2 separate regions of the Homo sapiens genome follow, and region 2 is linked to region 1. Evidence: chromatin loops called from intact Hi-C (ENCODE). Cell type or tissue: GM12878. All regions are shown on one strand. Region 1 has its middle 10 kb from the start of GEMIN8. Region 2 overlaps PIR (pirin).

Region 1 (8,000 bases):
AGACATTTCTCAAAAGAAAACATACAAATGGCAAACAGGCATATGAAAAGGTGCTCAACATCATTGATCATGAGAGAAATGCAAATCAAAACTATAATGAGATATCATCTCACCCCAGTTAAAATGGCTGATATCCAAAAGACAGGCGGTAACAAATGCTGGCAAGGATGTGGAGAAAAGGGAACCCTCATACACTGTTGTTGGGAATGTAAATTAGTATAACCACTATGGAGAACAGTTTGGAGGTTCTTCAAAAACTAAAAATAGAGCTACCATATGATCTAGCAATCCCACTGCTGGGCATATATCCAAAAGAAAGGATATCAACATATCGAAGAGATATCTGCACTCCCATGTTTGTTGCAGCTCTGTTCACAATAGGCAAGATTTGGAAGCAACCTAAGTGTCCATCAACAGATGAATGGATAAAGAAAATGTGGTACATATACACAACCGAGTACTCTTCGGCCATAAAAAAAAAATGAGATTGCAACAACATAGATAGAACTGGAAGTCATTATGTTAAGTGAAATAAGCCAGGAAAAGAAAGACAAACATTGCATATTCTTACTTATTTGTGGGATCTAAACATCAAAATAATTGAACCCATGGAGATAGAAAGTAGAAGGATGATTACAAGAGGCTAGGAAGCATAGTGGGGGGTGATGGGGAGATGGGGGTGGTTAATGGGCACAAAAAATAAAGTGAATGAATAAGGCCTAGTATTTGATAGCACAACAGGGTGACTATAATTCATAATAATTTAATTGTGCATTTTAAATTAAAAGAGGATAATTGGATTGTAACACAAAAGATAAATGCTTGAGAGGATGGATACCCTATCTTTCATTATGTGATAATTACATTGCATGCCTATATCAAAACATTTCATGTATCCCATAAATACATACACCTATTATATTCCCACAATAATTAAAAACAAAACATTTAAAAAATGAAATAACCACTCTTTATATTTAGCGTATGTCCTCCTAGTTTTGTTCATACTAATAAATTTATATACATACATACTACTTTGTCTCTCTTATACACACGTATAAGACCAAATGGTTTCTTATGGATACTATCGTAACTGTTTCCCAGAAAGCCAACTCTTTGATGGAGTTTAGGGTGCAGGATGTTCGGTAAAGAATGACCTTGGCAAAAAACAGATGCTGGTGGGCCTGCGAAAGTGCTTTGGGAGGCTGAGGCGGCCGTATCACCTGAGGTTGGGAGTTGGAGACCAGCCTGGCCAACATGGTGAAACCCCGTCTCTACTAAAAATGCAAAAATTAGCCGGGCGTGGTGGTGCGTGCCTGTAGTTCCAGCTACTCAGGAGGCTGAAGCAGGAGAATCGCTTGAACCCGGGAGGCAGAGGTTGCAGTGAGCCGAGATCGCGCCACTGCACTCCAGCCTGGGAGACAGAGCGAGAATCCGTCTCCCCGCCGCCAAAAAAAAAAAAAAAAAAAAAAAAAAAATAGTGAATGCTTATACACTACTTGTGGGACTGTAAATTAGGTCATCCACCGTGGAAAGCAGTTTGGAGATTTCTCAAAGAAGTGAGAGTTGAACTACTGTTCGACCCAGCAATCCCATTACTGGGTATATACTCAAAGGAAAAGAAATTCTACCAAAAAGACACATGCACCTGTATGTTCATTGCAGTGCTATTCACAATAGCAAAGAAATGGAATTAGCCCAAGTGCCCATCAATGGTGGATTGGATAAAGAAAATGTGGTACATATGCGCCATGGAATACTACACAGCCATAACAAATAATGAAATTATGTCCTTTGCAGAAACATGGATGCAGATGGAGGTGATTATCCTAAGTGAACTAATGCAGGAATGGAAAACCAAATATCACATGTTCTCACTTATAAGTGAGAGCTAAACATTGGACACACATGGACATAAAGATGGGAACAATAGACACCAGGGAATACAAGAGGAGGGAGACATGGAGGGAAGAAAGGATTGAAATACTACCTGTTAGGTACTATGCTCACTTCCTGGGTGATGGTTTCAATTGTACTGCAAACCTCAGCATCATGCAATACACATTTGTAACAAACCTGCGTGTGTACCCCCAAATCTAAAACAAAAGTTGAAAAACAAAACCAAAACACCCCCCCCCAAAAAAAAGAATGACCTCAGACCAACACCTATGAAAGGGAAAGGAAAGCACGAGATTGGATAGAACAGGGTTTTTCAACTGTGGCATAGAGACATTTCAGACTAGGTGTAACACTTTGTTGTGGGGCTGTCCTGTGCACTATGGGATGCATAGCAGTATCCCTGGGCTCTACCCACTAGATGCCAGTAGCACACATACACACCTCCCTCCCCTTCAGTTGTGATGACCAAAAGTGTTTTCAGACATTGCAAAATATGCTGGTGGTGGGGAAGGAGGGGATAGCAAATTGCCCTCAGTTGAAAACCACTGGGGTAGAGAGAAGGGCTGAGCTTGAATGTGTGCCTAACAACTGTGGTAAACCCCAGGGGATTTAGGGAGCCAGAATGGCCCTTCTGAGTTGTAGAAAGTTGGGCTGATATGGTGGGCACTTTTTTCTCCAGCATGGATCAGTCATTGGATGTGGGCTCCTGAAAAGGGGTGTGACATTGCGTAAGGAGGCTCTCTGTGACTGGAGCCGCAAGTTCCTCATTGAAGGGGAATCTGGAACATCCCAGTGTTCATGGCATGTGCTACTCTGCAGTTGTTCATTTACTTCTCACCATTTTCCATTTAATAATAAAATTCTTGAGAATTGAGACCACATATTATTTTGTTGTGTATCATTGAAATCCAGTATGCTACATGGGAATAAATATTTTTAAATAATGAAACGAAATGAGACAATAATTGGGTGGATATTTGTAAACTTAAATATGATAATAAATGGTTTCATTATGCATTTTATTGAGATATGAGAAACTTTCAAGAGATTTATCCATATTTATATTTAGTTATGAGTTCTTTTTTGAGAAGTAACAATTTACTCAGCTGACAGCACTAAACAGTACTGAGCTAATCTTTAACAATGTTTTGATTTCTGTAAATGAGATTATCAGTAATTTAAAAAGAGGATTAGGAAGTTTGTGTGGGATAGAACCAACTAATTGCTGAAATATACACAGAATTCAAGTATTGAAAAGTTTTACTTTAAAAAGATGTGATTATAAAGCATTGTTTCCTATGTATAGCCCTGTAAAATAATACCCATGTGCATCCGGCAGAGGGCACAATTGTACAAAGTATTGGAGAAATGCTTTTAAAAGGAAGTGCATTAATCTCTCAGTCATAGGCTGTAGTGACACATGTCAGTCACATGTAAATGACTCTATACATCTAAAATTCAATAGTGTATTGTTTTTAGATGATATTTCACTACTGCGTTTCCAGCTCTATTCTTTCACATTGTTTTTAAAGTTACTACATCTTCAACAAAATCCGAATTAGGTTAAAATTAATCTCTAAATAATTTTCATTTCAACTGGCTAAAATAATTTGAGGCCAACAATGTGTAAGGCTTTTTTAGAGCATAATTTTACGTATGTTATGTTTTCTGTCCTCACAAGATATTTTATGGGTCATTGACATAGAAGCACAACTACATATACTGTGCAGAATCACCCTTCTACATTAAGAAAAAAAATCAGGTCCTGTCCCTGTATACTGTCAGATTTTTCTTGGCATGGATCTTGTACATGATGAGCTTGCACGGTGAAATGGATGAATCCCTGTCCGAGGGATGGAAGGTCTGTCTTTGTCCCTTCCTGGTTGTGTCACTACTTCTCAGAGCCTGCCTATCTTCATCTGTTAGTAGAGGAACAATGATGCCCACGGGGCCCTCTTCACACATGGGTGTTGTGAGTTCATGGTTTAAGAGCCATGATATCCACTCATTAGATGCATGTGCCATAGGACAGGAGTAACTGAGTAACTGAAGCAACAGCAGGCGTCAAGAAGTGTCCACTGGACGGTGGTCAGATTCTCTAGTTTTCCCTCTGCTAAGAGTTTGACTGAATGAATCTCTGGGTTCTTGGGCAATTCAGGGAAGTGGGGGAGAGTCAAGTGAGGAGTTAAATTTCTGCTAATCTGGGGAGGAGGGCTTTGACTGGTATTACAACCTCATTTTCACCACAACCTCGTAAAGCAAGTCACTGTTCAAATACATTTCTTAATTTAGATATATTTCTAATTTCACTTTGGTGAATTTATTGTTTGATAGTAATCCAAAACTACACAAGGACAGAATAGCTGTATATGTGAAGGTGTTTATTGCAGTATTGTTTATTGATAATTGGTAAAATTGAAAGCAATTTAGGAACATGGACTATTAGGCAGCCATCAAAATGAAAATTATGAATATTATATAGGCACATGGAAAGTATGTGATGAATGATAAGTCAAGTCAAAGCAAAATAAATCATATATTATGCTAATAGCTATGTAAAAGTTGAGAATATATGTGGTTGGGGAACAATGGCAAGAAAGATGGAATGGTAATAACTTCTAACCTGTCCAGGAGTTAGTAGCAGTCTTTGTGTGTGTGTCTCTCTCTTTCCCTCCTAAATCACATTATTGCGGTTATAGTATATTTGTAGAATGAGACACTTCTAAAGAGATTTTTCGTGCTTTGTTTGAAATACAGTAATGCCCAATTTGTCCAGTCTGTTAGGAAAGAAGTGGCCTATTTAAATGACTTATGAATCTTCTTTTCCCCATTAACTGATGTTTACTCCTCTAAACACAAAAACAACAACAACAAAACCATTTTGACTAGAAATCTTTCTAAAATCTATTGTGTACTTTCCTGTCTTCTCCAACAGTTTCCTGAGCACATTTTATTCTTGTCTTTATATCTCAGGCTTACCATGATGAATGTCAATTTCTCTCCCACACTAGAATGCAATGAGCAATACAAATATAGGGTTATTTGCCTCTACATGGCATGATCAAATCTCTTTTGAGTTTTGATTCCTTGGTTCTTATTTTTACATGTTTTCTTTTTTTGTTGTTTGTTCTTTTTCTCACTTTTAGTCTATCAGGTGTCATTTTAATGATTGTCAGTGTTCCAGCCTTTGGCAACCTATCCTTCCTAACCTGCCAACAAATTTGCTGCTTCTAACATGCCTTGTTAGGAAAATCACACAAACGAATTGACTAGAATTATGTGCAGAGAGCTCCAAAAGGTGTTCCATCTTATGTAAGTGTTTGGACAGTGGAGACATGGTGATACCTGTTTTGGTTGTTCAGAGATATTTTGCTTACTTCTCAGCTCTTGGCTGTTTTCTGGATGCGTTGAGGTCTCAGGGAGATGGCCTGTGTACAACAGACATGTTGCTTCAGGGAAAATAGAATACTGACTCACAGAAACAAAGCATAGTAGTCATAAATCCAGTTAACACCAACAAATCAATGGAAACTGAAAGCAGAGTCAAGAAATCAATAGTTATAAAAAAAAAACCCACACTTGGATTTGCTCCATTCTGTTTCCATGACACTTCATCCATTCCATTCATAGACTTCATCCTGGGACAAATTTACCTCCAGTTGAGAAAGAAGCAATGGAATGAGGAAAAGAAGAAATGATAAAAGATAAATTAGAGAATCATAATTTATGGAATTCAAGGATCTTTTCCTTCAGCCAATCAATAAATAGCCCATATTTCAAATATATAAGACATATTTTGAATGTGTAAAGCAGGTTGCTAGGTGCTGTGGAGACTCAAAAGAAGGATGTATTTATGCTCCCTACCCTCACTCATTTTTAATTAAAAAAATTTTTTTGAGATAGAGTCTTGCTGTGTCACCCAGGCTGGAGTGTAGTGGCATGATTACGGCTCACTGCAGCCTCGAACTCCTAGGGTCAAGTGATCCTCCCACCTCAGCCTCCCAAGTAGCTGGGACCACAGGCATACACCACTACGCCCAGCTAATTTTTGCATTTTTGGTAGAGATGAGTTTTTGCCATGTTTCCCAGGCTGGTATCGAACTTCTGGGCTCAAGCAATCTGCCCACCTTGGCCTCTAAAAGTGTTGGGATTACAGTCATGAGCCACCATGCCTGCCTGGCCTATTTATTTATTTAGAGATAAGCTCTTACTCTTTTGCCCAGGCTGGAGGGCAGTGGCACAATTACAACTCACTGGAGCCTTTTTTTTTCCTTCCTACAAAAGAATTAAAAATAGGAGTAGAGTGGACCCTCTGTGCAATTAAAAATTAATTAATTTAATTTCACTAAATTGTACATTAACTCTGTGAATATAGGTGTTATATAAATTCAGGCATTTCTGCTACCCAGGGTGAGTGCTATTTTCTTTTAGTTCTGCTGTCTAAAATAAGACTCCAGTTCAACCTTAGCCACAGTGGATGTGTGGGTATTTTATTGAAGAGAGTTTATACTATAATTTGTTGAGCTTCACCCTGCTCTTGAAAGTATTTATGCACTTCCAGGGCTTGGGAAAATTTATTACACTTCCAAGCCTTCTCTTTCTTCCAAAAAACAAAAAAAATACCCAACAAAATTTGCAGTAACCACAAAACGAATAAGCAAACCCACCTCCTAATCTTCAGAATGGTGGTTGGAAGATAACTTGTAATGGGACATAATTTTTGGTTTCTATTGCTTAATTCTCAAGAACCTTACAGATTCCAAGGATCAATGTATAAAAAGTCATCTACACTTTGTAGGGGAGAAGGAGTGTCTTTCCTCACTCATTATAAGGTTCATGACTATAGGGGAGAAAATATAATTTCTTATTTTTACCCCTCTCTTAGTTGAGACACTCCTGAAAACGAAAGTCACGTTAACAAGAGAAAAACCAGCAGAAGTTTATTGACACGTGCTGTACCCATCACTTGGGAGAGGCCTCTGTTCAAAAGTATTTCTCTCTTAAGGCAGTGGCTTAGGGGACTTGCTTAAATAGTATTTCAACAAACAGCCTTAAATCCTATAGTGACAAGACAAAGAAGAGAGCATTTTCAGGCTTCCAAAAGGTGGGCAAATGTGGGAAGGTAAACTTATGGGAAGAGTCAAGTTTGTTCCTAGGTCCTCTGGCACTGTTATCTCTCAGCTGATGAGCAAGTGTAGGCAGGAAAAGTCAGGGAGGAGGACAGGAAGACCTTTGTCTTTGTAAATTGCTCTCCTGTCATCAGGCAGGCAGAGGGAGGGGCAGAGTGTCCTCTGGTGTTTTAACCTTCTTCAGGTCAATAGTCCTCAGTGTTTTAGACAGAAATATTTTGGGTTCCTTCATGGCTGAAACCCCAATAACAAATGACAGATTAAAAAGAGAAAAGCATAGCAAGTTTACTCAATATAAATTTTACATAACACAGGAAGCTTCAGAAATGAAAACCCAGAGACTAAGGGAAAACCATATTTTTGTGGACAGTCATGCAGAAGTGTGATTGGAGGACAAAATAATATGACATAGTGGTAGTAAATTTGGGGGAACTTAGCAAGGCCTGTTTGTTCAGATTCTTTTTGGCCTCTCTGTGTAACATTTCTTTCCTCTAGGTATAGGGCAGGACACCTGTCATATGAGGGTCTTCAGGGGAGAAAGGAAGGAGAGGGTCAGAGACTGACCTTCCTAGATTCTATGGCCTGTTTCAGGGGAGAATGGTGGGAGAAGATGAGAGAGACCTTCCTGCTTCTGCCATTTTCTCAATTGCCAAGCTACTGTATTTTGGGGTATTGTGTTCTGAGCCTGTCAGCTTAGATTAATGTTTGAGAAGTGACCATTTTGTAATAATCAATGCTAATCACTGGACAAATTATTGTACAGTGTAATTAGAAATGATCATCAACACTGGATAAATTATCTGAATGTTCATACTGTTTTATTGCTTGCCATGTGCAGGCATAGACTGTCTATGGAAGGAAAGGGAGTATATTTGGAGTGAATAACAGTGTTGTCTACATTAGGCTAGATTTGCTGGTCATTGTTATAGAAAGCCATTTAAGCAAATGTTATCACTTCCGTAGTTTGACGGC
Region 2 (8,000 bases), 1.4 Mb after region 1:
TATTTATTGACACAGAAAAAAATGAAATATTATTTAATTGGAAAAGCAGGTTACAGAACAGCAATTCTATTTAAAGGGGACAAATAAAACAATGTATTTAAATGGACTCATTTAAATAAAATTATCGAGTTGTGTTAGTATGCATGGAGGTGCCCGGATGAACATACATCACAATGTGAACAGTGGTCATCTCCAGATAGTAGAATTTCAGATATGTTTCTTTCCATTTTTCTGACAGTTTGAATTTTCTGTAATAATTAATTGACTTTTATACAATGGAAACAACTTTTTTGTTTTGGAAAAAAGAAAGATGCTGCCGCTAATCAGTGGATGAAAGTAAGTGATATAGTTTATTTTACATAGACGCTGATGAATATCTTGTTCCCTGCTTAGGTGAACTGGGGCTGGATAGAAAGGCAGTGAGACACAAGGAGAAACACTAAGAATCAGAAGAGTAGCTCCATATTACATGTAGGACAATGCAGCTCCGACTTTAACATGTGTTACTGTGTGGAAAAGACCTGCATTTTTTATAGAGAGCGCTTATGTCAGAATAGGAACAAAGCATTTAGGATCTAATACAAAGCTTAAAAATTTAAGAGGACAAACAAAAGCTTCCAGATTTCAAACAATCAGCCAAACTATAAGGAGTGGTGTCTAGAATTGCTTTGCTTTTCCTGCTGCACATGCATTTTTAATTAAAATAATTGCATGAGAAAGGCAATCTCCATTCTGTTTGGGCTGAAGCTCCCTTTTGGGCTCTCAAAGGAGTCCCTTTCAAATCATATTCTTTTCCATCCCCAAATATTTTTCAATTATCCAAGCCTAAGGGCTTTCAGGTTGCTAACCATCTAAAAATATGTCAAGCAACTTTAAAAAGTAAATTGTGGTGAGTATGACTCATTTAAGGATGAAAAATCTAAGTGGACATCAAGATTTTTTTTTCCAAATTTGATTTTAGGAAGCAATTTCAACACTTTTTTAAAAAGATTCAGGAAACAGTTATCCCCCCTTTCCTCTACTTTTGCAGTGTGGATGCTCCTTTCCCTGGTTATACAATTAAACCTCGTTGCTCCTATCCTAAATATCATAAAATCTGAATTAGAGAAGTCTGGTCAATGAAGTTTTATTGAATTCAAAATGCCTATCTTTTACTACTTGAAGCAAAAAACATACTTTCAGCCTTTGGGGAAAAAAAAATCAGAAACCAAGGAAACCACTGACCTTTTACTTATTATAACCTTTTATTTGTTTTTTTGCTAAGTAGTGTAAATGCTAGACTGAGACTTTACATATAAATTAATGTCTGTAGAGGATTTTTTAAAAAACTGAAGCAGTACTTCTGAGAGTTGACACAATCCAGATGATTTTTTAGGGCATTACATAATCACAAACACCTGGAGAATTGCCGTGGGTGGCTGACGAATTGTGAGTGTTATGTTTAAACTCAAGAGTTGCATGTGTCTAATTAAGTAAGAAATTTGTAATCTGAAACAGGTGTTTTCTTAAAGCACTTGACGTGCTTCTTGGTCCTGCTTCCTCTTTTCCTCCTTCTAATTCTTTCCGTGGGTCTTTACTAAATATTTTTGCTTCCTTGTCAGTTCTTATTTCCTTGTGTGTTTGTGTTTGGGGGCAGAAAGACAAAACACACAATAGTGATGAAAGAAAAGTGTCACTTGCCATGTGAAGTTTAGGAAAGGTGTACCTCAAGGAGCTATAAATTAATTCTGAAGAATTACAACGCAAGAGATAATATAGTTTGTTGTTTCTTTCTGGCTGGTATTTAGAAGGCAGAGTCTGAGTACCTCATTCAGTGTTTGGGAATAAGATGCAAGACCTGTTCTTTAAAGCAAAATGTTTATATTACAGGGAAAACTATGTTTTCCTTTAATTTCCATTTGCTTTAAAATGGTGGCTGTTTTTTTTTTTTTTTTTTTTTTGTCTACTAGTGGCTTGGTAGGAAAAAGAGAAAAACAAAACAAAACACGAGTTGAGGTCATGGCTGATGAGAGATGCCAGCAAGGAACATATTGCATAATAGAAGCTGCTAACTGGTCTTCAAGGATGTCTGAATCCATACAATTAAGGACTCAAGTTATTTTACAAAAATGTTTTCATGACTTGAGTAGAAACCGGGAAAATCACCCAATTGACTAAATTGACTCACCCAATCCCAACCCCACATACGCACCTTCACAAGTTCCAAAAGGTGGTTTTAACAAAAAGGAAAAGATAACCAACACGGTTCAGGTATTCGGCCAATGGATAAATCCGAGTATTTTAAAGCTCTACCAGGTCCTGCCTTACATTTCCCTGCCACCACCCTGCAGAAGCACCAGTGCTTCAGAGACTCCCGCCACTCTGCCCCCTGCAGGTGTGGCCCTGCCTCCAAAAACTACACCGGCTTTGGGGCTCTGGTGCAAACCTCAGGTTTGCCATTTACCAGGTTTGGTATGCAGGGTGAAGTCCCTTCACTTCTTGGAGGCTCAGTCTCCTCATGTACAGCATAGACCTGGGAGGTGAGCTCTCCGAGAGTGGTAAGGACTAAGTGAGTAATGTGTGCAAAGCACCTGGCCCATAACAGGTGATGGGTAAGTCCTAGAGTTGGCACAGCTACCACAGCTCCGTGGGCAGAGATCCCATTCGTGGATCTTCATTCACGCTTCCTGGAATAGTTCCCCCTACCCCCTCCAACAGTCTCATAGTTCACCTCCTCGCTTCACTCAGGCCTCTGTTCAAATGTTACTGCCTAAGAAAGGCCACCTCCAACCAGCCCATCTGGTCTAATTTATCAATCAATTCTGTATCCTCCAACCATGGTTTGTTTCTTCTTCCTAGCTTTTTCACCATGGGACACTATATTATGTAATTATTTGTTATTCATTTATTGTCTGTCTTCATTAAGAGAATGTAAGCCCCATGAAGGCAGGGACTTTTTTAACTTAGCTACTATGGTGCCTAGCATACAGCTGGCACTGAAGATTTGTTCAATGAATGAATGAATTGATCAATCAATCGATGGATGGATGGATGAATAGCATCTTATATTTGCATAGCATTTCAGCATTTACAAAGCATCTGATCCTGGAAATATGTGATCACCTATATATTACTGATGAAAACATCGTGGCTTAGTGAGATTAAGGTTACAGTTAACAATAGCAGAACAAAGATCTAAAACAACATTATCTGTCCCTGAGAATAAAACTACTTTCACTCCCCCACCCCCATGCTGCCTCACAAATGCTGACGGCATATTGCCAGTAACGTATGTGCTGGGAGCACAGGGCTTGTCTCAGAGGAGAAATCCCATGACAATTGCAATAGGAGCCAGAACTGCAGGGATTTCACACAGGTAACAAGGGGACTTTGCCAACTTCAATGGCTTCAGGCAAACTGGCTATTTCAGGCAAAGAAAGGGTCCTACTGCTAATATACACAAAGCTGAAAATAGGCCTCATGATTTCTGAGTGAAGGGAGTAGGTTTATGGAAGATCCCAAAGCTACAGGATCCTGAGATGAGGTGATCATGAAATCCTTCTTTGGTGTGGGTATCAAAGAGTTCTACCTACCATCTAACTACAAAGAAAAGAACAACTGACTTATTTGTCTCTTATTTTTTTACGTTGTTCCCATTCTCAAGTCTCCCAAACCTATTTTTTTCTTTCACTCTGATTAAAATTTCTGACATGGACATCAAGGTTCTATGATAATCATATTCCCAAACCTAACTACTCAAAAGAGCTGAATTACAAACTCCCTCAGAAACTTCCAGCTGCTTCTAGAACCCCAGGACCAGGCATGCCCCTTCTCCTTCAAACCCAGATCAGGAATAAATGTTTTGGGGAATCTCTTCAGACAAGCTATGCCTGGGTCGCCATGTAATCAGCAGCCCAACTTCTTAACTGGCACCACCTACATCTGGCAAAACTGTGCTCAAGATGTTCATTTCCATTGTTTTAATTTCCATGTTATACTGAAGGGGCCTGAAGGGAATGGTTTGCTAACTTCTATGACTACCCAAATTTCCACATAAACGGGTAGTCGGAACTATTGTTGCTTAAGAGAGCCCTCTGCTGACACAAATTATGTGTGCTCATTCTTTTCCTAAAATCAAACCTCACCAAACCAGACCTATGTCTCGCCAACAGATCCACTGATTACTAAATATGTCTTGTAGCACATGCATGGCGTCTCTGCTTAAAGACTGTGTGTCACTGTGGCAGGCTGCCATCTAGTCATTAAGGGATCAGCTATGTTGTGGCATAGAGGGAAGTTCTTCTGCTTAGTACAGTCTCCAGTTAAAAGTTGTTAAGGCAGATGCCTAAGAATGAAGTGCCTGAAAACACTTGTTTGCACATATGGTCTTGGGCAGGTTTGGGACTCACAGGGGTCTTACAGAGGAAGAGGTTTCAGAGACTCATGTCGATTTTCCTTTTAATATTTTGTTAAAATTTCATTATAACAATATTTAATTAAGCAGCTGACACCTTTTTATGGGTACGTTATTATTATGATTCCCTGATTCAATTCACTGTAGATTTAATTTCTCAAACTTTGAGTGAGTGTGATCATTGAACTTGATGTTATTGGGCCCCAGGCCCCAGGATTTTGGACATCAAGAAGCAATAAAACATTTTAAAATAAAGGGGTCTGAGAGAGGGATGCCAATTTTTTGCCTTCCTTAGTCTTTTAAAAATAAAAGTTAAATTTTGGAATAATTTTTAAGTTTACATAACAATTGTAAAGATAGTATGGAGAGTCCACCCAGCTTCTCCTGCCATTAACATATTATATAACCTCAGAACATTTGCCAAGACTAAGAAACCAATGTTGATACACTGCCATTAACTAAAGTATATCACTTATGTGGCTTTCACCAGTTTTTCTATGAATATCCATTTTTGGTTCAGGATCCATGTCATCATGTCCCCTTGGTTTCTTCCATCTGTGACAGTTTCTCACTCTTTCCTTGTTTTTCATGAGCTTGATAATTTTGAAGAGTACTGGTGAAGTATTTTATAGAATACTCCTCAATGGTGGGTGGGGGTGCCAACTTTTAAATTCAGATTGTGAAAGGTAAAAATTATCTACTATGGTCATCATTTCATAAAAGAAAGGCCATTCTAACAACCAAAAAAAGGAAGAATAGCAATATCTGAATAAAGAACAGTCTTTTAAATAAAATAAATTTATCTCTAGGAAAAGGCCCACTACTTTGCTAATCATTCCTCCCTCCCCTTTCTTTTTCTTTCTTTCGTTCTGGCCCACCCAAGATAAAATGTCATTACAAACTCACAAACAGGAAGTCAGGAATCACCTAGAAGGAACACAGTGGTCATTGCTTCCATACCTTCAGGGAGCTACCACTCTAGCAGAAGATAAACCACTAAAATATGCAGACAAGAGAAATGAAAGCTAAAGAGAAGTACAAGCAAATCTAGAAGAAAGATTGATTGTGACAAAGATTCCAGAGGAATGAGGGAGTAATTCGTGGAGGAGGAATCCTCCCAGGTGGGTCTTAAAAAGAAGAAATTTGGGGGAAAAAATTAAGGTAGGGTGGGGAGAAAAGGTATACAGAAAGAGGGAAAAATTAGGTTGTAGTAAGTTATAAGCGACTGAAACATGAATTTATTATCATGTTACTACTAGATCATGAACAGTGTTGCAGCTATAAGAAGTAAGGTAAATGATTGTCCTTAAATAGCCAGGTACAATCAACCTAACCCATTTCCTCATTATACTGGAAGTTCAGAGGACAAGTGAGAGCACTATTTTGGACTTACAGATAGGAAAATTCAGATCCCTGGACCATGAAAGCATAGGTCCCACAGTAAGTGAGTGGCAGAAGGAGTATGGGGTGTTTATTCATAGTTTTATGGTCTATGTCACCTGCACAATCTCATTTCTAATGGTATTAAAAATCTTTTAATCATCTGAATGTGTCAAAGTATTGAGAAAATATCAGATATATAGAAAGGGAACTTTGTTCCAGAAGGAGTGGTAGCAAAAAAGAGTGGACAAATGTGGGCCTGGGATCATATGGGCCCACCAAATCTTGCTCTGTATGGCCTGTGTGAACTTCGCAAGTCACCGCCTCCCTGAACCTTAGTTTCCTCATGTGTAAAATGGGGGAGATAACAATTTTTACTTTTCAAGATTGTTTTGAGGCTTACAGGTAACGTATCAACATATGAAGCTTCTCATATATCAGTAGTTAATACTGTTGCATGGCAAATTTCCTTCAAGTTTAATCCTGTGTAGTCAGGCCTGTGATTCTAAGAGTCTGTTGATTGGATGACTCTGAAGCAGCTTTGTTAATAGTGTGGACAATTTGCATGAAGCTTTTTATCATTTAATGATCTATGTTAATTTACTTTGGACTTATTTCTCGTTTCACTTGAAAAGCTTTATTTTATATTTGGTGATATAAAATAATGTTTTAATGATTGGCTTATAGTCTTTATTACATTTCCCCCCACTCAATTTTTCTTTCTTTCTTTCTTTCTTTCTTTTTTTTTTTTTTTTTTGAGACAGAGTTTCACTCTTGTTGCCCAGGCTGGAGTGCAATGGTGTGATCTCAGCTCACTGCAACCTCCACCTCCTGAGTTCAAGCGAATCTCCTGCCTCAGCCTCCCGAGTAGCTGGGATTACAGGCGCCCACCACCACGCCCAGCTAATTTTTTGTATTTTCAGTAGAGACGGGGTTTCACCATGTTGGCCAGGCTGGTCTTGAACTCCTGACCTCAAGTGATCCACCTGCCTTAGCCTCCAAAAGTGCTGGGATTACAGGCGTGAGCCACCGCGCCCAGCGCACCCCGGCCCCCCACCCCCCCAACACTCAATTTTTCTACTTAAAAACTCTTGGAATGTAGCCTTTAAGACATGAATGGTTTTTGTTTGTAATTGCAATGTGGTGTGGGTAGGATGTATAGGGAAATTTGTTGGGAATTTATTTGGACTACTTTCAAAGAATATTTCAGTTAAATTTCTACTCTCCCTCATGTGACCTACGCTTGTTAACACAGACGAGGCTTTAATTCTTTGCTGTGGGAAGTGGCCTGTGCACTGTAGGAGGTTTGGCAGCATCCCTGGCCTCTACCCACTAGATGGCAGTAGCACTCCCCAGTTGTGACACTCAGAAATGACTACAGAAATTGCAAATGAGTCACTTCTTGGGCTTTTGGCTAAGATCAAATGTAGAAATTGCCATATGACCCAGATGGACAAATCACCTCCAGTTGAGAACCACTGACATAGACAGCACTCCACAAAAAGCAGAACTTTTAGGCTAAAGATGGTTTTATTTTAACGTGATTGTGTTAAGTTGACAGTTTCAGGATGTGAAATATTGTTCATTCATCTATAGCTAGAGATCAAGCTTGGGCTTCGAAGCTTGGGCCTTCCCCAATAATGGCCCAACCTAAAATTTTAGACCCTATAATACTCCTCCACCTCCCATCCTTCCACATCCCATTTGTAAGCCCGATTAGATGACTCACTGTTTCTACTATATCCCCATACCGCGACTTTCACCTTTACCTCCACTATCCAGAGAGTCAAATCTTACTTATTGGTTAAGGCCTTACTAAATGGGCAAATTTTCCCTGAAGCCCTCCCAGATCCTTCTGTTAGAAGGGATAGCTTCTGCCTCAAAACATGAAACTTCTTCAACTATACCCATCTTGTTCCTCCTTAATTATTTTCTAACTTTCATGCAATTTGAAAGTCCTCTGCCTCCACTTCTAAACTCATGAGTGCACTCACTATTTTAATATCCTTTCAGCTAGGCAATGTGTTGTGGAGGAGAAAGTTATGCTTTTGATTTAAGGCACTCCTAAATCTCATGCGCCCCTCTAATGGTGCACAGATGTTTTCTAGAGAAAGTCCTCATCCCCATTACACAATGGCATATATTATTAGCTTATCTGGTTGACAGGAATAGAACACAGGTAAGGTTCACTTTATCTGGAGAGGGCAAACCCAAGTAGGAGGCCTCA

The links. Hi-C counts contacts between places; a loop is a spot of excess contacts. Peaks named below come from ENCODE experiments on the same cell type or tissue, not always from the same donor. Only the 100,000 strongest peaks of a DNase experiment are listed, where the experiment ranks them.
Region 2: it touches region 1 in a loop (8-fold over the local background); 5 of 110 quality-filtered maps call a loop at or near these places.

What each region holds. Positions count from the first base shown.
Region 1 is chrX:14,036,279-14,044,278 of GRCh38, forward strand. No RefSeq gene overlaps it. Among named protein-coding and RNA genes, the nearest start is that of GEMIN8, 10 kb to the left of the region's middle. In GM12878, a CTCF peak has its summit at 3,236 (motif pointing right); a DNase peak (open chromatin) is centred at 3,262.
Region 2 is chrX:15,464,089-15,472,088 of GRCh38, forward strand. All of the region lies in intron 3 of PIR (pirin), which reads right to left. All of the region lies in intron 2 of PIR-FIGF (PIR-FIGF readthrough), which reads right to left. Among named protein-coding and RNA genes, the nearest start is that of PIR-FIGF, 23 kb to the right of the region's middle. In GM12878, CTCF peaks have their summits at 4,075 (motif pointing left) and 7,100 (motif pointing right); DNase peaks (open chromatin) are centred at 1,436 and 7,143; H3K27ac peaks cover 356 bases.